5 separate regions of the Mus musculus genome follow, and regions 2, 3, 4 and 5 are each linked to region 1. The links are chromatin loops, found by intact Hi-C in ENCODE. Cell type or tissue: left cerebral cortex. All regions are shown on one strand. Region 1 has its middle 5.1 kb from the start of Rap2b. Region 2 has its middle 110 kb from the start of Rap2b. Region 3 has its middle 96 kb from the start of Rap2b. Region 4 has its middle 140 kb from the start of Gm40061. Region 5 has its middle 450 kb from the start of Gm40061.

Region 1 (5,000 bases):
GGACTCTCCACCCATCCACTCATACCTGGCTGCTCCCCTTTCCAGCAGGCACATTGCCATTTTTTAGTGATGCTGAGGTTGTTTGCAGTGCATTGATTTTGGGGATGTCAGCTCATCTTCGGGTCACTGGGCTTTTCTATCTCTTTCCAGAGGAAGGACACTTCCTCCTCTGATCCATATTCTTAGATTCCTCTTCCTTCTCCATAGAAACTGTTGTTCCTTGAACATCCCATTACTCGGGTTTCTATTTTATGTCTTTTTCTTCATTTGAATAGTAAGCCAACACATAACCCATACACATGCTAGAAGAAAATACCAGCTTATGAAAACTAAGGAGACTTCCTTCTTGTGGCATGAAATTCACAAAGGACACCCAATAGGAAAAGGGAAAATTCAGGAAAAGAATATTTTTAAATTTTTAATTTAAAAGCCATTTAAAATCAAAAGCTAATCACAAATTAATGAAATTATTTCCAAGGTAAGTAAATATATTTCCAAAGTTGCTTATCACATGTCTGTGTTGCACATGGCACAAAGATGCTAGGTTATTAACATTGGGTACTTGAATTTATGAACATCCCAATGCACTTTCTCAAAAATTTAGGTGGCAATAATTCCTTTCAAGTATGTCAGATCAAAATCAATTAAAATGTCTGAAGGGGTTTTTTTGGTTTTTTTTCAACATGTATAATACATGGTTATAAAATGAACTATACTGGCTGGAGAGATAGATGGCTCAGTGGGTTATAACACTGACTACTCTTCCGAAGGTTCTGAGTTCAAATCTCAGCAACCACATGGTGGCTCACAACCATCTGTAATGAGATCTGATGCCCTCTTCTGAGGTGTCTGAAGACAGCTACAGTGTACTTACATATACCTAGGAAATAATTTCATTAATATTCATATATATGTGACTTTATATAATATGTGTAATACTTATGTATTTTATATGTATAGTATGGTATATATATATGCAACATATTATATGACAAATATAATCAAAATTATTAAAAATAGTGAATTGAAAATCAATTATTTGAAAATAAATAAGAAAGAAATAAAGATAATATAACCTAGCTAATGCCTTTGACATTTGTGTAAGAATAGCAATATGAGCATTTATAAATTATATAAACTGAGTTTCATCTGTTGATAAATACTTGCTATTTGACAAGTGATTTCCCATTGATTATAGCCAAAAGTGTAACTACATCCATTGACAGACTAGTAGTCCATTTTTATTTAAACACGTTCTGGCAACAAATAAGGATTTTTCCTCCCATCCTCTTCAATTCATGGTTTAGAAATCAACAAACCATGGGCTTGCAAGCCAAATGCAGTCCACCACCTGTTTCCACAAAGGAAGTATTGTTGGCACTCTGCCATGACCGTTTATTTGCATATTGTCTAAGGAGGCTTGTATGCTAGATGACGCTTACAAGTAGTAAAGAGGTAGAGTGGCCAAAAAAAAAACAAAACAAAACAAAACAAAAACAAAAACAAAAAAAAAAAAAAACCCGACATATTTATACTGTAGCCCTTTACAGCAAACGTTCGAAGCATTCACTTATAATATTCAACTTACACAAAACCCACAAATATTTATCAGTTTTTAAGGGTTACTCCTTTTTTTTAATCCCACAAGATTGTTTGTATAAAACAGTTAAGATTTTTAAGGATAGAAATCTCTTAACAGAAAGGAACTTTAAAAATATATTTAGCAGTCATATGACCTTATTACAAATGTTGAATAAATAACAGTAATCTTTTGGTACATAGCAGGCTTTAAATATATTTTCCTACAAGCATTACTAACAGACCTGAAACCAATAAACACAAAACTGTTTTCTGCTTTGAGGTACGGTCTTCCTAAGCTATAGCTCGCAAATCTTTTTTTATACTACTTTCTGCTCGATTATGTAATTCCCAGTAAAACAGAGTCCCCATTAGGCAGATTCTATAAAGCAGACCCCACTGCTGGTGATGATTTACAAGTGCAACTTCCGTTCCTTTGCACAGGCCCTCATTGTCTCCCTCTGAACCACAGGCTGAAGGAGTTGGAGGAGTCACCACTGCAGAGGGCTGATAGGCTTCAACTGTGTCGGGAAGTGGTGTGCAGGCATCCCTGCAGGGAGAAATGGGGGCTCCTTTCATCCAGTGGTTTGTGAGGGAAAAGAAAGAGAGACAAATTCTTTGTAATGGAGCTAAGCAATTTCTCCTATTTCTATATTTGGTTCTCTGGAACAGAACATTCTGAGGAGAGGAATCTTAAACAGACGGGGGTTTGAGGTGGCTCTTTCAAACCAAGAAAACCTAGATCAACTAAATCTCTCTAAATGCTTCCTTCCACGAGCTTCCTTTGTACCTTCACCAAATAAAGTTGTGCTGCAGGAGGAGCACAGGTCTTTCCCATAGATGAAGTCTCTGGCAGATCTGAGACCCAATAGCAAGAGGAGCACGGGTCTTCCCCATAGATAAGGGACTCTGGCAGATGACCCAAAACAAAAGGTCAGATAATTTACCTTTAAGAGAAGGGACTTCAATCGCTTCTCGGCCTTTTGGCTAAGATCAAGTGAAGAGAAGGGACTTCAGGGCTGGAGAGATGGCTCAGCGGTTAAGAGCACCGACTGCTCTTCTGAAGGTCCTGAGTTCAAATCCCAGCAACCACATGGTGGTTCACAACCACCCGTAATGAGATCTGATGTCCTCTTCTGGTGTGTCTGAAGACAACTACAGTGTACTTATGAATAATAATAAATACATTTTTGGGCCTAAGGGACCAGGGATGACCAGAGTGAGCAGAGGTCCCAATTCCCCCACAGCCACATGAAGGCTCACAATCTTCTGGACAGCTACAGTGTATTCATATAAATAAAATAAATCTTTAAATCTTTAAAGAAAAGAGAGAGAGAAGGGACTTTGACCTTGTTTTCTAAAACTGACTGAAAGAATTAACATATGCCAAGCCATTCAAAACGGGCATATAACAGGATGGGTCCAAATCTACTGAATCATGATACTCATCCAGCCTCAGGACATCTCAGTCCAGGACAACTTCTTTATTAAGATGAATAGATTTTATTCCCAATATTAACAGGTATATTAATTTATTTGCTGAGCATAATGTGCAATACCAGATTGATAAAAAGAGACAAATGAGATAATCATTGAAATTATTTTCCTAATATTGTGTGTGTACATTTTGTACAGAGGATATTTAATTTAAAATTATTTCATGCACATTATTTTTAAGAATAATTGAAATAATAATAATAATAATAATAATAATAATACAAGATCAACGTACAAGTAAACCCAGACAGGCGTAGTCACTGCAGAAATAAGACAGAGCAGGACTCTTTTCACCTTGGTCATAATTCTAAGCTATTCCTGATGGTTTAAGATAACAAAGATTTCAAGAGCTCATCAAGACTGGCCAATGCTTGTTCTTTCAATGGCTGCTCAAATCGGTCTATGAAGTAATGCGAAATATGTTGACCATCCAAAGCGTACCACCAACCCTATGAATCAATGACTGCTTAAATTAGAAAATATTTTCAGAGAAGCTTCCGGTTGGTTATTATCAAAGTATCTTTGCTAAAACCCTCAAGCAGCGAGGTGGTCCTAGGATCAGAAGTTCAATGACTTTGAGATGGACCATTTGAGAACTCTGCAAATTCATTAGTCTTCTACTTTAAAATTTCGTCATCACTACCAACTTACTCTGGGGATTTTCTAAATGAGGAGAGTTTAGAATGATTTGTGTACCTGCAGTTAGCTCTGGGAGATCTACAGACACAGTTAAATCAGCTCCTTTGTACAGATGGGCTGTGTAACTGAGCAGTTTTCTGCTTGAGAGCTTTAGCATCACCTTGTAGCATCCCTGCTTTCCTTGCAGGCCCAGAGCTACATCTCGCAAGGGACCTAGCAACTGTCCTGTGAATGGGGAGATCAAGTATGGGCATCTGTTTAAAGCTAGGCTGCCCTTATGTGAATTCCTTTAGGCTGTTTTCCTTTTCACATTATCAGAAGACAGTGTCTTCTTCACAGAGGGCATTTGCCCTCTGAAGCTTGAATGCCTCTCTTGAGGGCAGCATTATTTCTATGTAGTCACTCAAGACAGTGTGGTTTCTTGGTTGTCATTTCTCCAGCATTTTCAGGACTCAGAGACTTGGCCATTAGGATATATAACTATATATATATATTCTTTGGACCAAGGAGTTGCTATGGCTTATCAAGGATTATCAAAACCTTCTACCACAGATAGAGCTCATAAGAGCAACAATTTACCTATGTACTGATGGATATTTATTGAGGGTCTCTTATCATAATAAATATCATGAACCATTGGAGGCTCTAAGATAAACCAGGTGTGGTAATGCCTTCTAACGTTTTACATGGTGGTTAGGGTAATCAGACTTAGTTCTATAAATCCTTATACCATGGGGCAGATAATGACTCATTAAAAAATCAAAACAAACAAAACTATGATATAAGGAAGTGATTAACTTTAAAATATGTATGCTTTAAGCTAAGTTAAGCAATCCAGGCCTGTTAGCCTAGCTACTCTCAACACATACATACACATACATTGCTGAGTACATAGTTCAATGGTATGCCACTTAATTATCACAGTAAACAATGGTTCAGTCTCTGGCACCCCTCCTAAAATTTTTGGGCCGTGGCTTCATATTAAATCATAATTCCCTGTGTATATCTTATTTGAGGGAAATAATTGGGATATAGTTTAAAAACTGCTACTAAAAAAATGCCAAATAGAATGTTTTCAAATGGCAACTTTTTTTTTTTTTCTGTTGTTGAAGAAGCCTTCTTCTGGTGTCTGAAGACAGTTACAGTGTACTTACATATAATAATAAATACATCTTAAAAAAATAAAAAAGAAAGAAAAAGCCATCAAGCTTCGGTAGTATGGTCTACTTGTCTACATGGATATCTCTTCTAGATGGGGCTGTCCCGTTGCTCAGGCAGGGTAGTAG
Region 2 (5,000 bases), 100 kb before region 1:
CTTTATATATATTGGATATTAGTCCCCTATCTGATTTAGGATAGTTAAAGATCCTTTCCCAATCTGTTGGTTGCCTTTTTGTCTTATTGACGGTGTCTTTTGCCTTACAGAAGCTTTGCAATTTTATGAGGTCCCATTTATTGATTCTTGATCTTATAGCACAAGCCATTGCTGTTCTGTTCAGGAATTTTTCCCCTGTGCTCATATCTTTGAGGCTTTTCCCCACTTTCTCCTCTATAAATTTCAGTGTCTCTGGTTTTATGTGGGGGTCTTTGATCCACTTAGACTTGAGCTTTGTACAAGGAGATAAAAATGGATCAATTCACATTCTTCTACATGAAAACTGCCGGTTGTGCCAGCACCACTTGTTGAAAATTCTGTCTTCTTTCCAGAGACCAGAGCTTCTTAAGCACATTCACTCAGGGCCCCTTTATTTCTGACAAAGTTTCCCATGACCCTGGGGATATGAAATAGGGAAATAAGCCAAACATTTACTGCTGACAAGTCATAAAGGAGTTTATTTTTCAATACATTTTTGGTATATGATAAAGAGAACAGGAAATTTACATACTAATGAGTTAGTGTACTTTTTAATATTACATAAAGAAGTAAATCTTGGCTGAACATTTGTTACCGTAGGATATATAGACCACCTTCAACATTTTTCAGGGTTGACTGATGTAGTGGCTATCCCTGGTTGTCAACTTGACTATATCTGGAATGAACTACAATCCAGAATTTGAGGCTCACCTGTGATCCTAATCTGGAGGCTGGGAGATACAAGTTTCTTACCTGGATCTTGACACAGAAATCTTGAGGCATAGTGGCTATGAATTCCAGAAAATTAAGACAGGGAGACCTCTGAGTTCAAGGTCATCTGGGATTAAAGTCATGGTGGCACACAATTTTAATCTGGGCTATACCTTCTGCTGGAGACCTACATAAGGACATTGGAAAAAGAAAGATTTACACTCTTTCTCTCCTTTGCCTGCTTGTTGTGTGGGACTGAGTAACTGCTAGATCCTTGGACTTCCATTCACAGCTGCTGCTGACCATTGTTGGGAGGTGGACTACAGACTGTAAGTCATCAACAAAGTCCTTTACTATATAGAGACTACCCATAAGTTTTGTGACTCTAGAGAACCCTGAATATACAACTGATATTTCAGTATTGTCATCCCTGCTGAGAAGGCCATTTCACAACAGTACATACTACAAAATGACAGACATATGTTTAGAAATATTTCAGATATTTTTGGAGATTCTGTCCTAATCACAAACCAACATCTACTTAATGATCTTATATGAAACTCAAGTAACCAAATCAAACCAATTTTTAAACTCCAACAATACATTCCAAAAATAGAGAAGGATCATAGTAGGGAAATATTCGAAGCCTTCATTCTTCTTCATTAGACCATCATGTTTATAAAAGAACAGAAAACTTGGTACAGTAATAACACTGCAATATCCACACAACAGTCTGGAACCTGAGCTGAGGTGTGTCAGGCAGTGTCTGTTGGCATTGCATGACAACACTTTGGATTCATGACACATATGCTTTTTGAATTAATTTTGGTCATTGAATGTTCAAAAGCTTTTTTCGGTTGACAAATTTTTCATGACCCTGCCCAGCCAGTTACACAATACCATGTAAGGACACACATCACAACTGTAGAAATTGAACTATAGAAAATAGAATTTTTCTAACTACTCCATTTATTCTCTCTTCCACCTACGGATGCATACAGCTTTGGGAGAAAGCTTATGTATCTTAGCAAATAGTGCAAGGTTACTGCAGTAGACAGCAAAGGTCAGAGGTTAATTTTGCAGAGAGACTTCTTTGTTAAGATATGTGAAATCAGAATGTAAAGCCCTTACAGAATTGAATGGATGCATAATGTGATGAAGAAAGATTACAAAAATAAGACAGTATTTCCATGGTAACGGAGGAGGCAGAGCTTGCTTTGAGTGCATTATATCAACATGAACAGAAGAGACAGGTTGAACAAAACGATTGCAGAGCTAAGGTGGGGGATCTTGAGAGCACATGGGGAAAGAAAGGAACAAAGAGCTCAAGGTTATCACTCGGGTTTTGACCTCCTAGCACTGTACTAAGAGAAATCAAAGTTTCAAATCCATTTGTTTTTTAGGACGTGATCTCAATACTCTTCAAATCAAAGGTGCAATAATCCATTATAGCAACATTTTGAATAAGGAAGAATTAATGTAAATTAGGTATGTTTGAAAAATCAGTGGGCTATGGGATCAAAATGTCCTTTATCACATAATGCCTTTGACAAAGTGTGCATGAAGAGGTTGAGCTGCAGATGCCTCATGGATAAATGCAAGATGAAAGTTGCATAGTGGGGCGGACTTTCACACATCAGCAACACTGCATAATGCATGTCCATACAGCACAAAGACACATCATCACTGAGGCCCTCATTAGTAGACACAAGGCAACTAGGAAAACAACTACCAGTGGCCTTTATGTCGCTTTATAATCTCCAAAGCCTTGCTATTTTATTTTGTGGATGAAAATACATAAGGAAAGTGTGTTTTGCTTTTCTCAGTTATATAAAGAAATAATTATGATTAGCAGAGATAACAGGAATATCTACAATCATTTTAATATACACACATGGATTTATAACACAAAAACATATATTTATGAAATGCAATGTGATATTTCAATATGAGCATTTAATATGAAACGGTCAAATCAGGGTAGATGCTGTATCTGCTCTCAAGTAATTCTCATTTCTCTGTGTTGGGAACACTAGCAGTCCTCTCTCCTAGCTGTCACCATCCAAAGAAACCCTTCTTCACTGTTCTCTTTCTTTCTTTCTTTCTTTCTTTCTTTCTTTCTTTCTTTCTTTCTTTCTTTCTTTCTTTCTTTCTCTCTCTCTCTCTCTCTCTCTCTCTTTCTTTCTTTTTTCCCTTTCTTTCTTTCTCTCTGTCTTTCTTTCTTCCTTCCTCCCTCCCTCCCCCTTTACTTCCTTCCCTTTCTTTCTTTCCTCCCTCCCTCCCTCCCTCCCTCCCTCCCTCCCTCCCTCCCTCCCTCCCTCCCCCCCTCTCTCTCATTCTTTCTTTCTTTCTTTCTTTCTTTCTTTCTTTCTTTCTTTCTTTCTTTCTCTCTGTCTTTCTTTCTTTCTCTCTCTCTTTCTTTCCTTCTTTCAATTTCTAAATGTTTATTAACATAATCATTCACAAAGTGCATTTAAAATAAATGCCTTTAAAGTGTAAGGCATAGTGTAGGAGCTGGGAGCAATATTTTTTTGTTTGCTTGTTTGTTTGTTTGTTTGTTTTTTGCTGTCAGAGTGCAGTGCAAGGAGTAGTGGAAAGAGAGATTGCAAAGAAAGTAAGGGAAATAATTGGTCACAGGTTATGAATCTATGTGGGGTAGAATAGAAGCAATTCTGGCTGAGGTGTGCCCCCCATCTGCACGGTGGAACAACAAGGTGATATCTGCTCAGAAACTCATAGCAGAATATTATTAGGAATTATTTCATTGACTGAGTTGATTGGTTGGTTGATTGATTTTGTGGATATGTTGTTGTGTTTTGTTTTGTTGTTGTTGATGATGTTTTGTTTTATTTTGTTTTGTCAGTTATGTTTAGTTCTGTCCTGGGCTCCTGAGTTGTCTGTTCCTCTGGTTCTTGGCCAGCAAGGTATGTGCTCCCTCTCATTGTCTGGGCCTTAAGTTAGACCTGTCATTGGTTGGTCACTCCCAGACGTTTTGTGCCATGTTTACCCTACCACATCTTGCAAACATGGCAGATTCTAGGTCAAAGTTTTGTAACTGGGTTGATGCCCTAGTGCCACTGCTAAGAGCCTTGCTTCATTATAGAAAATAACCAATGGGGGCAGGGGGGCATTGCCTCCATTACATGGAGACTTCACTATGGTCACACTTGTAGGTTTCAGAGAGTTTTCCCTGCACTAGGTTTCTATGTCACTACCAAATGTCCCCCTCTGTCTTTTTGAACATTCAAGGTTATTTATCTTATAGAGAATATTCTTATATCTTCACCCAGTTGCCTAATCTGTGATGCTGGAGAGTGAATCTAGGGGACTGCATATAGTGCCCAATTACTCTGCCACTAGCCCTTGTTCTTGGGCCTTAGCTGTACTTCTATGTCCATTGGCAATGTGCCCAGGCTCTGGTCTGATGTATTCTATTTCTAAGATCAGCTTTAATTCTCCACATGTAAAGGGTCAATTTGTCTTTCTGTCCCTAAATTTTTTCACTCACCCTAATGTTCATACTGCTGAAATGAAAGCTATGTTTATGACTACATTGTATTTCAAGATGTACACATGCTATACTTTCTTCATCCATTGCCTGCTTGGTGGCAACCAAGTCTAGTTACAGATCATGATTACTGTGAGTGATGTCATTATATGCACAGGAGTGTAGGTCTCTTTGATAAGTGGAATTCACTGCTTTAGTTTTGCATCCAGTAGTGAAATTGTTGGGTCATGGAGCAGGTTTGTTTTCCTATTTGTCCGAGAAATTTCCACACTTTTTCTAGGGTGACTATACAAATTTACAACCTCGCTAACAGGTTATGAGCTTTCCTCATTCCACATATTCCTGCCAGAATTTCTTTCATGTAGGGGTCATTCTAGTTGGATGACAATGTGTCTATGTCATGTTGATGTGCATTTCCCTCATGGCCTCTGTGGTTCAAAATTTATAATATATTTGTTAGTCACCTGTATGTCTTTTGACAAATGAGTAAGCGGGTCATCTGTCCATCATTCAATCAGATGATGGTGGTGACAGTGATATTAATGATGGTGATAACTATTATAGTTGAGGGTTTTGAAGTTCTAGATGTAAACCCTTCAGAAGTAAATAAAATACAGATATTCTCTCCTGTCCTGCAGGCTGATGCGTCACTCTATAGATAGTTTTACTTGCTGGGAATAAATTTCTTAGCTTTATGTAATCTCAGTTGTCAAGCCTTTTGTTGCCTGTGCTTTTAAAGTCA
Region 3 (5,000 bases), 91 kb before region 1:
CATCCTGAGTGAGGTAACACATTCACAAAGGAACTCACACAATATGTACTCACTGATAAGTGGATATTAGCCCAAAACCTAAGATACCCAAGATATAAGATACAATTTCCTAAACACATGAAACTCAAGAAAAATGAAGACTGAAGTGTGAACACTATGCCCCTCCTTAGAAGTGGGAACAAAACACCCTTGGAAGGAGTTTCAGAGACAAAGTTTGGAGCTGAGATAAAAGGATGGACCATGTAGACACTAGCATATCCGGGGATCCATCCCATAATCAGCTTCCAAATGCTGACACCATTGCATACACTAGCAAGATTATGCTGAAAGGACCCTGATATAGCTGTCTCTTGTCAGAGTATGCCTGGGCCTAGCAAACATAGAAGTGGATGCTCACAGTCGGCTATTGGATGGATCACATGGCCCCCAATGAAGGAGCTAGAGAAAGTACCAAAGAAGCTAAAGGGATCTGCAACCCTATAGGTGGAACAACATTATGAACTAACCAGTACCCCGGAGCTCTTGACTCTAGCTGCATATGCATCAAAAGATGGCCTAGTCGGCCATCACTGGAAAGAGAGGCCCATTGGACACGCAAACTTTATATGCCCCAGTACAGGGGAATGCCAGGGCCATAAAAGGGGAGTGGGTGTGTAGGGGAGAGGTGGTGGGTGGCTATGGGGGACTTTTGGTATAGCATTGCAAATGTAAATGAGCGAAATACCTAATAAAAAATGGAAAAAAAAAAAGAAGTGGGAATGGGTGGATAGGGGAGCAGGACAGGGGGAGGGTATATGGAACTTTCAGGGTAGCATTTGAAATGTAAATAAAGAAAATATCTAATAAAGAGAAAAGAAAAAAAAAGATTTTTCTATATTTGGAATTACCTGAGAGACCTACCACTGTGTGTGTATTTCTCTATCTCTCTGTCTCTCTGACTCTGTCCATCTCTCTCTTTCTGTCTCTGTCTCTGTCTTTCTCTCTGTATGTGTATGCGTGTGTGTGTGCGCGCTCATGTGTGTGTGCACTCGTGTGTGTATGTGTACAATCACATGTGTGTATTTGGGGATGCAGGGGCCAGAAATGTCCCAGAGGGGTTTAACTAAGGAGGGATATGCCTCCTACACTAAAATTGTGTGGTACCGTGCATGTGCATGTCCTAGACTAAACACAGAGGGACACAATAGAGAGCCATCTATACATTAGTATTCATCCTCCTCTGCTTCCTTAGTTTGGGTAAAACATAATCAGATGCCTCAAATTCTCACCCCTATATTTTTCTTGCTTTGATGGACTATGACCGCCAAGCTGTGGGCTAAAATAAGTCCTTCTCTCAGTTATGTTTGTCACAACAATGAGAAAAACAATATTAATTATTAATTAGCATATGAAAATAAAAAGATAAAGAAAATGGTTACCTTTTGAAATTCCCATTAAGAAATGATGCCAAAGAAAATAATAGTGTTGTGTGGCCTATTCTGAAGTTAATTGACAACAACAGGAAAATATTTTCAAAGAATTTTAAAAGGAGAGGCTTTATTATGCATATGATAATAAATTGAAGACAGGTCAGTTTCTGGTTGGCTGGCTGGATCAGTGTTATAAGTAATGACACCTTGTCATTCACTGTGTCTATACATTTACTGCATAGTCACAGACTTTACTGTAAGTGTTCCTAGTCAACAGTTACATATTCCTAAGTTGACTTTAATGAGCAGAGAAAGGAACATTTCGTCCAAGGCTCCTGTGTATTCAGGGCAAAAATCAGCTTTCAAATCCCTCTTCTCACTGTTATTGGTAACAAATGGACATCCAACCTAAGCCAACTATTCTGACCCCAATAATGCTGACAAAGGGATAACAGGACATGAAGAACCTTAAGGGACTTGCCCCTCAGTTAGAACACAATGAATCAGCAAAGGGGAGCATAAACACCTGCCAGTTTGTCATGGACATTAAAGTTGAAAACCTTGGGTGGGCTTTGCAACTATTAACCCTCTAGGATTCAGAGGCTTTCCCTATATAGATATCAAGAATTAACTTACAAATAACACACATAGCTCATCAGAGAGGGTGATATTTCTCCTCTTTTATTGTAAGCATACAATTTTTATTAAAAAAAGTGTGATAGAGTGAATTATACTAGCTATAGAGTCCGAATATCTTGAATTTCTTGATACCCATTTCAAACTCTGCAGAGAACATCTAACAGGATTTTGATACTGTTTATAATTACTGGGAGAGGCCAGGACTGCATTTGTGAAATGCAAATAGATACGCTGTATCTATAAAGCGCAGATAGTCTCTGCAAGCTCATGCTCCTTCTGCCATCTGTGTGTGTTGTTTGTCATAGGTTCATCTCAAGCTTGCACAGTCTGCAGTGGCAATCAAGGAAAGGTTAGAGTTCAAAGCCCCCTAGCGTCTCCAAAATACCTGGTTTGTACCAGTGCGCATTAATGGTTTTTCCCTCAAAATCAGCTTTGCACCACACAATTTTTCCCTACATAGGAACTAGAATTTGTTTTCATTTTTCAGTTATTTCCAGTTGCTCTCCTCCCTTGCACCACTAGGTGGCACCCAAAGAATCTATGAAAACTATCCCATGGTAGATTTCATTTGTTATTAGGAAAAAGAAAAAAAACCAAGACAAAACAAAAACCAAGCAAATATATCTTCCTTTGACACTGGCCTCTTAAAATGCATCTTAAAATTTAATTCTTTCAGATCCATTATAGCTTTGTACAAAAGACATTCCAGACATTCCTGTACAGTAAGGCTCCTGTCCCTTTGTGTTATATAACAAAAGTTACTCATCCTGGCCTTTTCTTAGTCAGACAGACACTCTGCTCAGCACTGCCTCCTTAAAAACACTTGACTCACTCCACCCTCTGGAGAGATACTTGGCAAATGTCATTCCTACCTTCCCTGTTTAGCATCTGTCTCAACTTGCTGTCAAAGTGTATCCTGAAAAGCCCCCTGGCTGCACTCCTGCCTTCCAGCTTGCTACTTCGGAGTTTCACATTTTTATCTCCTCTAGGTGCTCATAACATGATGATGAAAATCTAGAGAACCAAGTTCTGTGCTGGCTCTCATGAGTCATCATTTCTCTCACTATGGAAGTGTTATTAGACGCGTTCTCACGACCGGCCAGGAAGAACACCACAGACCAGAATCTTCTGCGGCAAAGCTTTATTCTTACATCTTCAGGAACAGAGTGCAAGAAGCAAGAGAGCAAGAAGCAAGAGAGAGCGAGAAGCAAGAGAGCGAAAAAGCAAGAGAGAGAAGCAAGAGAGAGAGAAAAGCAAGAGAGCGAAAAAGCAAGAGAGAGAGAGAACGAAACCCCGTCCCTCTTAAGGAGCATTCTCCTTCGCCTCGGACGTGTCACTCCCTGATTGGCTGCAGCCCATCGGCCGAGTTGACGTCACGGGGAAGGCAGAGCACAAGTAGTCATAAGATACCCTTGGCACATGCGCAGATTATTTGTTTACCACTTAGAACACAGCTGTCAGCGCCATCTTGTAACGGCGAATGTGGGCGCGGCTCCCAACATCTCCCCCTATCCTTTTAATAAGAGCAAATAGGCCACCCATATTAATGAGAGTGGAGATAGAGGTCAAATCCCCAGTGTGTAGGTAAAGGAGCCATGTACAGGATTAGCTCTTAGGCTCACAGGCTTTTACCCAGAGCAACCCTGACCTGCTCCCGTGTCGTTTTGCCTGGGGGAAGGGAACTAGGACACTGAACCTTCATGAAAGATGACATGTCTCCCTAGAATAGGCTCATATATGCCGCAGAGCCTTTCCATTGCAGTGCTTAGCCTTGCAACTCTCTCGGGCTGCTGAAGCACACTCACTCTATCCCGTGCAATGAGACTAGCCTCGTGGGATATAAGAGCTGAGTGGCCAGCGACCTATTGCCTAAGCATAGATAACCATATATCAGGGGGAGCTCCATGTTCTAGTCCTGCAAGCGCCTGGGCAATAACCACCTTGTCTCTCCTAGTTTAGGCCTTAAGCTTACAGACCAATCAAAGAAGCAACACTAATCCACAGCAAAGTGTATCTCCAAATAATATTAATCCCACCCATTTTTTAAAGAAAGAAAATGCTGAGGAGATCCAATTGGGTAATCCTTTGGTCAGGGACAGGTCCAAGCGCGTGGAGTTGACCTGAAGTCTCAATTCCCGAAGGATCTGTTCAAATTCAGCCATCCAATTCTGTAACATATACTGAAAAAGACTTTTTGACAAATTAGCTGTCCTAGTAAATTTAACATACTGAATGGAAATAACACACAATCCCGGAAACTTTTGTTCACATCCCAGCTGAGTTATTTGTCATAATACATCTAGTTGTATCTGGACAAGATCTATGAGTTGATTAACCAGCATGAGACCTCTCTGTATCTTGACATTAGCTGAGGCCTGTTTATCTATGACTGTAGTCACTGAGGCTGACAAAGTGTTAATGGTGTCAGTCATCTGGACCTGTCCAGACAGAGCCAAGGCTGTCTGAATTAAGGCCAAACCCAGTTCCTAGTTAGTGGTAAAAAAGCAGGAGAATACTTGAGCATTATACATCACCGTCATTGGGAGTGGAAATGTCGACATTATCCCCCAACGCTGCTCTCTCTTTATTATTGACGCCCTGGACATCACCAAGACGAGGGACATTAGTATTTCCTTGGTCAGTCTGGATTTTTCGGGTGAGTCTTTCTGGTACCCAAAATGGGTTGTCTTCATTCTGTGGGAAAACACAGACAGCTCCCCTGGATCTTACCAAGATAGGATCCGGGCCATACCATTTATTATCAAGGACATTTTTCCATTTAACCATCTCATTGGGCCTATCTGGCTCTGTACAATGACGTTCAGCCGCAGTATGGCCATGAACATCAATATTTAAAAAATTGAGTGTAAAGAGTGCCATAGACACAGACACTCTTGGTGCTCGGGGTACAGTCTCCTCAAAAGTTCCCCTCTTCTGTTTTATAAGATAGGC
Region 4 (5,000 bases), 180 kb after region 1:
AAACCATATGGAATGAACTAACTTAACAAAAGTGTATTCTTTGTCAATCAGAAGACTAAGAATGTCACCAGATAGCATCTTAGCCCCATGGCTGAGGTTTCCCCATCTTGTTAATATTTATCTACATGTTTCCATCACTGTAATTTTTGTTTGTTTGTTTTTTGTTTTTTCTAGACAAGGTTTCTCTGAATAGCCCTGGGTGCCCTGGAACTCACTTTCTAGACCAGACTGGCCTTGAACTCAGAAATCTGCCTGCCTCTGCCTTCTGAGTGCTGTGATTAAAGGTATGCACCACCATGCCCAGCTCATCAATGTATTTTTAAAATGCCTTGATTCATACCTTTATTTATTCTGTTTCCATAAAAGACTATGAAATTCTGGTGGGATTGCAAGCTGGTACAACCACTCTGGAAATCGGTCTGGCAGTTCCTCAGAAAATTGGACATAGTACTACCTGAGGACCCAGATATACCACTCCTGGGCATATACCCAGAAGATGCTCCAACATGTAATAAGGACACATGCTCTGCTATGTTCATAGCAGCCATATTTATAATAGCCAGAAGCTGGAAAGACCCCAGATGTCCCTCTACAGAGGAATGGATATAGAAAATGTGGTACATTTACACAATGGAGTACTACTCAGCCATTGAAAACAATGAGTTCATGAAATTCACAGGCAAAGGGATGGAACTTAAGAATATCATCACTGATAAGTGGATATTAGCCCAAAAGTTCAGAATACCCAAGACCATATGAAGCCTAAGAAGAAGGAATACCAAAATGTAGATTTTTCAGTGCTTCTTAGAAGGGTGAAGAAAATACTTACAGGAGGAAATATGGAGATAAAGTGTGGGACAGAGATTAAAGGAAAAGCCACTCAGAGACTGCCCCACCTGGGGATCCATCCCATATATAGCCACCAAACCTGGATGTTATTGTGGATGCTGGGAAGTGCTTGCTGATAGAAGCCTTGCAGAGCCTGACAAATACAGAGGAGGAAGCTCGCAGCCAACTATTGGACTGAGATTAGGAATCCCTGATGGAGGAGTTGGAGAAGGGACTGAAGGAGCTGAGGGGGTTTACAGCCCCATGGATTTGCAACAGTATCAATTGGCCAGAGCTGGACCACCAACCAAAGAATATACAATGAGCAACCCATGGCGGATGATGGCTTTGTTGGACATCAGTCGGAAGAGAGGCCCTCGGGCCTGAGGATGTTCGATGCCCAAGTGTAGAGGAATGCCACGGCATGAAGGCAGGAGTGGGTGGGTGGGTGGGTGGGTGGGGGAATACCCTAATAAAGACAGGATGGGATAGGGGGTTTTTGAAGAGGAGACCTGGAAAGGGAAAAACATTTGAAATGTAAGTAAAGAAAAGTACCAAGAAAAAAAAGGCTATGAAATTAATGTCCATACTGGAAAACACACAAATGGTATAACCTAAATCTAATTTTCATGTCCATTGTCATTCAAATTTATGGTCTAGAATAAGTATCTCAATGCTGTAAGGTGATATATTTGTCTTTCCCAATAGTTAATATAACATATTTTTAATTGTAGGACTGAAGAAATAATTTGAAGAGTAATAATAGTTCCTTCATGATTTCCATTTGTTTTTAGATTGCTGAATATAGAGTATTATAGCTAGACTGCTGATGTAGATTTTACCTCTGAAAGGAAGTTTTTCTAGACTCTGAATTAAAAATCTCTTCCTTCCCTCCTTCCTTCCTTCTTTCTCCCTTCCTTCCTTCTTTCCAGCTTTTCTTTTGCAAAAATTCTCCAGTAGTTCCATCAAAGCTTCCAGGCCATATTTTACTCTGTGGTATAAGTTAAAATTTTCCCCAAAGTCCTACCCAGTGGTTTAATATTTGTATAGTTTCTTTTGCTGTGGAGGTTCACAACAAGCTGTGATCTGCATGGGATCCAATTAGGAAGCTAGTTCATTCTTAAAACAATTAAGAACCAGTTGAGACTTAGCTGATAAATACAAAAGATCTGCTTAACTAAGTAAAGCACTCACAGGGCAACAATTACTTGTAAGATTTTTGTCATTTCTGGTTAATATTCATGAGTGTTGATCCATGCAAGTGCTCTTTTTGAAGGCTCATGAAATACTAATTAAATGCAAGTTGGGGTATTGTATCTGCAGAAGCTGTTTTCTGACAGATTTCATTGTAAAGAAGTTTACCCAGAATGAATGTTCCAACGCCTACTCAATGTACTAGTGAGCAATACTTTCCCTGAAACTCAATTTCTGACTGCATTTTCCACACTTACAAGCATAGCACCTTGGACAAATTCGACAAGGCCCATCTGGTTTCAGAAAATATTTGCTTGTTTTGAGCAGAGATTTAATATCTATAAAGGTTTGGAATTTACAATCTTGCAGCTGAATATTCTCAATCTCCATCCAAATTAGATGTGAAATATTAAGCATACATTTGGTCTGTATTCCTAGTTTCTAACACAGAGCTCCTAATGTCCTTTTAATTTCTGGGATGAACAGGGTATTTTGTCTTTGCCCTTTGTTCTTGACAGAGAAGTTTATAGGATTTTTTGACTCCCCAGAGTGACAAGTATCTGTTTGGATGCTAATGGATGACTGTCCCCTGACAGCCCCTAAGGTCTTCTTAGCTTGTCACTGAAAAGACTGAGATGGGTTAAAGGGTTCTGACTTTCAGCTCTGTCGGAAGACCTATAGGAGGTAGACAGGGCTGAAGATGAACAACTTAGAGTCAATGATTTAACATCTATGCTTCTATAAAAAGGGACTATATAAGGAAACCTCCAAGAAAAGTCTTAAGGCAGAGAGCCACAAGGTTGCCCTGGGAGGCAGCGCTCTTTAAGTGCAAAAGACAAAATCTTCAACTTAAGACACTTCTTGATCTCACACTGTAAAACTGTTTATTTCTTCATTCGCTTGATTGGTTTATAATAGCCTTTGTAACAAGCCAATCAATATAAGTAAAATATCTCCATGAGTTCTGTGAGCAGTTACAGCAAATTATTAAACAGGAAGTGAAATCAAATGAATCCTTACTTTGCAGCCAGTCAAACAGATATATAAAATTCCCCGGGAATAGCTAGAAGCAACTGGGTCTGGAGTGGATACCAGCTATATGTGAACCAGCCTACAAAGTCTAAGTCTATACAAACAAACATTAGGAGGCTAGTTTCATAATTGAAATTGAATTAAGTTTTAGGACATTGAATTTGTGGACCAGAATGTTGATGAATTGGTTGTTGGATGAAAGACACAGACCCATATGTTCCATCTCATAAGTGTTGTAGATAAATTTTTTGCTTTTTTGGTTTTGGTTTTGTTATTGTTGGTTTGTTGTTGTTTTGTTTTGTTTTTGCTGTTGTTTGATTTTGTGGTTGTTCTTATTTTCAGTAGTTAGACATGTAGAAATAGAGTTTTTGTTTGTTTGTTTGTTTGTTTTTTAAGCTAAATAAGAGCAAATGAAAACTAGAGAGACTAGAAGATTCCAGAATGTTTAATGCAGGTTGTTTGGTTTCAAAAATAATTACTCTTTCAAGGCAAAAGTGATTTTCCATTTGTGACTGAACACCAATATGAGGTTGGTTGTTATAACAGACACTGTTCAGTTTCTTAGATGAAGTGGGTGGCACTCAGCAGAATGCAGACCAGAGAGATGAGTGAGTGAGGAATTTATTTTAGGAAAATAAAATTACTGGCCCCAAGCAAGATTTGAGGCAGCAATTCAGCAATTTCAAGGGTGTGTTGTAAAAAGAAGTGGCTCTTCAGATTGAAATTGTAGGGTCCTGGATGTCGTTTAATCACCAGCCAAGGGTGGTAATATGATAATGTGCTCAGTAGGAACATTTTAAGAACATGGAGAAGAAATTGGAGGTGCTAAGGAAGCAGAGATAAATTACCAGACAGAGACTAAAGAAAGTAGGGTGTGAGAAAGATGAAGCTAGCTTAGACTCACAATCAGCAAGAATCTTAGGCAGGGTGGGGATGGGGATGGGGTGGGGGTTGGGGGTGGGGGTGGAGGGGTGGGGGTGAGGATGGGGCTGGGGTTCTGTTAACAGGCTTTGGAGCTGCTCAAAATCTCACACAGAAAGAAATCAGCCTGAAGTGAGGAGTGGTGGGTATCAGTTCCAGTCTCCAGAATTCAAGAGATTTAAAGATATGCTAATATCTGTAAGTCTTTTTTCAACTCCATTCGTTGCTATGGCATATCAGATGAGTTCTGTATAACAAGTGATAACATATTGCTAGGTCTTGCTATTGTCTCTTTGTGTTCTATATGCTCTAGTGGGCTGTGGTACCCTTTCAAGGTATGTGACATCTGATAAATGCTGCAGTTTCAGGCCTTGGAATCTTTGTGTTTCTCACACACTCTAGTTTGCTAGCCAGCAACACACATCATTATTTTTAGTTATCTAAAAACTAGAACTATTTCTCTACATCTAGCTGGCCATGGTTAACTTTTATTGGTAGTTGTAGCTGTCTTCTCAAGCTTCTTAGATAATTTATTTATTTTGCAGTTTTCTTCTGAGAGGAGAGACTCTAACCAGAATAGCTTACTTCCCAGGGACCAGAAGTCTGGAAGAAAGTTTTAAAGCTGGTCTGAGGAAGTCAACAAATTTAAAGTAAAGAAGAGAAGATGAGACTGGGGATAAAATAGGAGGAAGGGACAGTCCTCAGGAGATAAGGCTCAGGAATGGAATCAGATGCCGCTTAGTAACAGAAGGCTTACTTTGAATGTGCTTTTAGTGAGTTAGCCCCTTGACTACTCACTTTCCCTTTACCTTTCAATATGTGTTTTTTTTTTTTTTTTTTTTTTTTTTTTTTTTTTTTTTGTAGTTGTTGTTGTTTCAATAACTATCAGGCAGGATTTGTTCTTTGGTGTGCGGGCAAATAGGATTTTGGTGTAGTTTGAAGCTGGGTGGTCCAAATACCAGCCACTAATTATATCTAACTGCTGAATACTTGAAATGGAGGATAGTCTAAGATGAGATGTGGAA
Region 5 (5,000 bases), 480 kb after region 1:
GTGTGTCTTTGTGTTGTGTATGTTTAGATCTTGGCTTCAGACTGCATGATTGCTGAAAAAGCACCCTCAACCACTAAGAAATCTCTACCCCAGTTCTGAATATACAATTTTTATATACATACAAGTTTTCTTTGGTACTTACTACTGAAATTCATACATGAAAATAATGTTAAGTATGTAACAATCTGAATATATACTTACAACTCAGGAATCATTAAGGAACTGTATACTTAAGAGAAATGGGTAAACACGTGCACCAAATAACATGCACAAAGTAAAACCATATTAATTAATGTATTAACAGACCTGGAACAGGACTGGCATAGTGGTGTCTACCTAACATCCCCAGTACTTGGGGGATGAAGCAAAAGAATAACAAATGTTAGACCACTTGGAGCTACAAAGTCAGACTGAGCTGTATATTAAGATTTTCCAGTAATGAAAGAAAGAAAAAGGAAGGAAGAACAAAAGGAAGGAAGGAAGGAAGGAAGGAAGGAAGGAAGGAAGGAAGGAAGGAAGGAAGGAAGGAAGGAAGGAAGAAACCCATTGAAACATTGAAGCAATCCTAATGCTTACAAATAGGAGAAATAAATAAATCTGCAGACTGTTCTTTCAATACAAGACTATAGAAAAACTTACTGGCAACATCAACTTAGAGGCATCTGAAAGCAGATTATTGAGTAAAATGAAGAAAACATAAATAACTACAGGCAGCTTTATTTCATTTAGATTAATGAAAGCAGGCCAATCACAGTTCTGAGGAATTCAGTTTAGAATGATGGGACTTAAGGCAATGACTACACAGGTGTGTCCAGTCCACAAAATTTCATAAGCTGTGTATATAGATGCTTAATAGTACAATTGCGCTACATTTACTCTTTGATCCTGTGTTATCCTTTATTAAAGCCTTTTGTTCAGTGATTTCCCGAACATAATCTCAAAGATATCAAGCCTTCAAGTTGCTCCCACACTGGCCTGTAACAACAGAGCCATACTTTCCATGAACATTTCAAAGTCCTCTCCGTCATTACTCAGACAGGGAAATGTTTTCATCTTTCTCAGAACAAATAGTTAGAGATATATAGTTGTCACATCATTGTCAGCTGTACTAAATAACACTGGAGAGAAGTCATAGTTCAACTAAAAGAAACCTGCAATTAACTAAACATTTCAGTGTCATTTCCAGTCTGCATTGTTTATGTTTATTCTGATTCTTCATGAGAATATTGACAGTCAAGTTCCTTAAAACCTTAAATTACCTGCATGATCGTTCAGAAAATTGCTTTCTGGAGTTCAGTCCCTTGTGACTTCATTTTAATGTGATTTTTATAATTTCTAATAATCCACTTCATCATAGGAACTCTGAAGGTAAATTGTCTTTAACCCCTCTTACATGAATGAAATGAATGTGGTAATTGTGCTAAAATGCATTTGCTATTAAAATGAAGTATTATTGTGAGAACATTCCCTTTTGCCTATTAATTGGATTTTCCTCACAAACTAGAGGAGACAAAACCAGAATTAATGGTCATTTCTAGAGAATGTTCATCAAAAAGAAAAGACTGAGCCTACTTTTGAAGGGAGTGTTATGATCCTATATTAGAAATTTAGATGCAACATTTAGAAAAGCAGGATGCTTTCATAATGATACAAATGTAATTCTCTGTGTTTCTTTGAATAAATGTGATATATTTCCAAAGCTACCTTGCATTTCAAAATTTGCCATCTAGTCCAGGTGTCTGATATTTATCTAGGTTTTCATTCTTTTCATTTCAACAGTCATTACTTTTGTGTAATACTTTGGCAATGAGCTTTAAGAGTCTTCCCACCTCTGCCTCCCAACGATTTATGTTTGCATTTTTGTTGATGATGGAAATCTGGACTCAGACACTCAAGCTTTTTGAATGAGCTCTTTACCAACTGGCCCATCCCTCTACTGTTGTTACATGTATGCCTTTCCTAAATCTTTAAGATAAACTAAATACAAACAGTACATTGTTAAAACATGCAGAAACAGGAGATGGCGAGATGGCTCCTTGGTTAAGAATAACAATGGATAAATTAAGGGAAGGACCGAAGTAGCAGAAGGGGATTGCAACCCCATAGAAAGAACAACAATATCAACCAACCAGACTCCCCAGAGCTCCCAGGGATTAAACTACCAACCAAAGAGTACACATGGAGGGATCTATGGCTCCAGCTATATATGTAGCAGAGGATGGCCTTATCTGGCATCATTGAGCGGGGAAGCCCTTGGTCCTGTGAAGGTTTGATGCCCCAGAGTAGGTGGATGCTGGAGCAGTGGATCAGGAGTGGGTGGGTGGATGGGTGTGTGGAGGAGCACCCTCATAGAGATAACAGGTAGGGGGGATGGGGTGGGGGGCTTTTGGAGGGGAACCATGAAGGGAAACAACATTTGAAATGTAAATAAATAACTAAAACCAGCCAACCAAACAAACAAACCACTTCTTACTCTTTCAGAGGGTTCTAGTCCCAGAATGCCCATGGCAGGTGATAACTCCTTTGGATTACAGAGGATATACTGCCCTCTTCTGGCCTCAGAAGGCACTGCATACATGTGGTGCACAGGCATACATGCAGCAAAACACCTATTTATAAACATAAAATATTATTTCAAGAATAATTTTTAAATATTTTAAATCAATAAAAGTAATACTTGAAATACTTAATTTTCAGTGGTTTACTTTGATACACGACGATGTTTTAGAAAACTAATCTTGTCCCGACTTAATTTACACATGGACCATAATTTAATCACGTATGAAAATTGAAACTATACAGTGGTTGCTATATCTGAGCACATATTATTGTTACCTGAGAACTTAATATATTTTGGGATATTAGACAATAGATATCTTAGCTTTTTATTACTGAGAAAATAAGTTTAAAATAATCTAATTAGAAACAGAAAAACCACAATATCCCCTTCAATGACATACACAGTGACTTACCTGCCTTCTAGTCCAAACCACCTTTCAAATACATTACTGCCTCCATTTAGTACCATGATCAGGAACAAAGCTGTAAACACCTAGGCCCTTGGAAACATTTCAGACCCAATCTATACAAGTACCCCACCTCTGAAATCTGAGCTGATCTGGGAAGGGACTGGCAAGGGAATAGTCTGACAGATATCCAAGTAATTGAAATAATACTGTAGTGCTGAGAAACATTGTTGTAAATCTAAACTATAACAGCTCAAATAAAGCAGAGAGGCCTCCCAATTTCTTTCACTTATCATTGGATACAAGCTGGTAAAATCAAAATCACGATGGTAATACAAAATACTCTTGATTTCAAGTATTTATTTTTGATTTTACCAATTTGAATGTAAAATGATGCAGAAAGCATTCTCATGCTTCTCCTGTTCCCCCAAAGATGGATGACTAGGAACAAGATAACAGTGAACATAAAGGGGGAGTGTTTGGATTCACAGAAAGTGAGTGCGTCCTTATTTCAAGTAAAGCCTTCAGTGATTTCCCCTCCTCCACATCCTTCAGTCCTTAACCAAATGAGAGGGAGTGCAGCAGTGCAGGTTGAACAGTTAGCAAAGGGTTCTTGTGGGCTGAGGCTGGGCTTAGGGGAACCCTCATTTGTAGCATTGAATATTCCTATCCTGTGCATATCCCCATCGTGGTTTAGTTCTAGATACCAGCAGTTTTGCAGCTGGCTTGAACACTTTTAGAAATTTAGTAAATAAAAAATATAATCACATATAGTATATATGTTATATTATATATATATGTTATATTTATAACAAAGTTAAAATAGGGCATACGCCACCCAATTTCTTTCAAATAACATAAAAAAATCACTATGGCAATATAATATATATTTATATCTCTATATAAATATATATGTAGAATATAGTATAGTGCATAGGGTCTAGTATATATTAGTATATACTATATACTATATATTATATACTGTAATTATATGCTATAAAATATAGTTATGTATAATATATATTATATAATATATTATATACTAACTATATAGTAGACACTATGCAATATATAAATATATGTGTATATATATGTGCTAGTATATACATATACTAGCAATCTACTTTGAAATTTAGTACATTATGCATCAGAGTTCTAGGCTAGAAAGAATTCAGTTGTATATGGCAAATTACTTAAGATATTTACCTACAAATAGTAATCTGAGGATTTGATTCACAGTGTATTAGAGAAACTTTTCCCAGGTGAAGATAACACTTAATTCTATTTCACCCAATGCTGAGATGAAAAATATTCAGATTTGTCAGAGAAAAAGGGGAAACGCTAGAACTTCTAAGTGAAAAGAGCAGAAGGAAGGGCTTCTACTGTAAGCTGAACTTGGCAGCAAATCTTGAGAATCACAGAGTAGTTGGAGCTCTGATGAGAAAAGTCCAAAGAACAATATGTGTTGTTATCTCAACCCATCCACTGTTGTACAGAAAAGTAAATGTTAACATCAGCCAGCTCAGTAGTTTGCAGGACTGAAGTCAGTAATGGATGTGCTGCAGGCTCCACTCCCTCAATGAATCGAAGAAGAGTCCATTCTACAGAGGAACAACTATCAGAAGTTCCTGATGAGGATGGGTGTCTGTGTACTCTGGCAAGATCTTAGACCTTAAAAAGGTCTCCACTAGGGGCTGGAGTTCCAGCAGAAATAAATGGGGGCTTAGGGCTGCCAGGCTACAACTTCCTTATCAGTGTGTTACTGTTAGAGGCTGAGAACATACAGAAAATGCAGCATCCTTCTACAGCAGCTTTGTGGCGAGGCAGCAGGGCATGGTGCTAAGGCTTAACTCTAAAACCCTTTGTTTTGTGTTGCTATAGTTTTGCACATCAGCTTTCTTCTCTGTGAACTGGAAGGAAGAATTAAACCAACATTAGCAGGGCACTGCAGTGTTTGAAGATGTACCAAATATATACGATAATACGTGGATATAACATTTTTTTTTAGCTAGAGAAAAAAAAGTATCAGTGAAT

What was found. Peaks named below come from ENCODE experiments on the same cell type or tissue, not always from the same donor. Only the 100,000 strongest peaks of a DNase experiment are listed, where the experiment ranks them.
Region 2: a loop joins it to region 1, with 2.5 times the contacts of the local background. A loop is called at or near these places in 8 of 42 quality-filtered maps.
Region 3: it touches region 1 in a loop (5-fold over the local background); 9 of 42 quality-filtered maps call a loop at or near these places.
Region 4: it touches region 1 in a loop (4-fold over the local background); 2 of 42 quality-filtered maps call a loop at or near these places.
Region 5: a loop joins it to region 1, with 2.0 times the contacts of the local background. A loop is called at or near these places in 2 of 42 quality-filtered maps.

Annotation. Positions count from the first base shown.
Region 1 is chr3:61,356,930-61,361,929 of GRCm38, forward strand. No RefSeq gene overlaps it. Among named protein-coding and RNA genes, the nearest start is that of Rap2b, 5.1 kb to the right of the region's middle. In left cerebral cortex, no CTCF peak of the experiment used is centred here; DNase peaks (open chromatin) are centred at 1,375 and 2,146; H3K27ac peaks cover 805 bases.
Region 2 is chr3:61,253,457-61,258,456 of GRCm38, forward strand. No RefSeq gene overlaps it. Among named protein-coding and RNA genes, the nearest start is that of Rap2b, 110 kb to the right of the region's middle. In left cerebral cortex, no CTCF peak of the experiment used is centred here; DNase peaks (open chromatin) are centred at 1,899 and 2,373.
Region 3 is chr3:61,266,275-61,271,274 of GRCm38, forward strand. No RefSeq gene overlaps it. Among named protein-coding and RNA genes, the nearest start is that of Rap2b, 96 kb to the right of the region's middle. In left cerebral cortex, CTCF peaks have their summits at 2,571 (motif pointing right) and 2,773; DNase peaks (open chromatin) are centred at 2,592 and 2,915; H3K27ac peaks cover 815 bases.
Region 4 is chr3:61,533,689-61,538,688 of GRCm38, forward strand. No RefSeq gene overlaps it. Among named protein-coding and RNA genes, the nearest start is that of Gm40061, 140 kb to the left of the region's middle. In left cerebral cortex, no CTCF peak of the experiment used is centred here; DNase peaks (open chromatin) are centred at 2,234 and 3,710.
Region 5 is chr3:61,837,265-61,842,264 of GRCm38, forward strand. No RefSeq gene overlaps it. Among named protein-coding and RNA genes, the nearest start is that of Gm40061, 450 kb to the left of the region's middle. In left cerebral cortex, a CTCF peak has its summit at 2,556 (motif pointing left); a DNase peak (open chromatin) is centred at 2,548.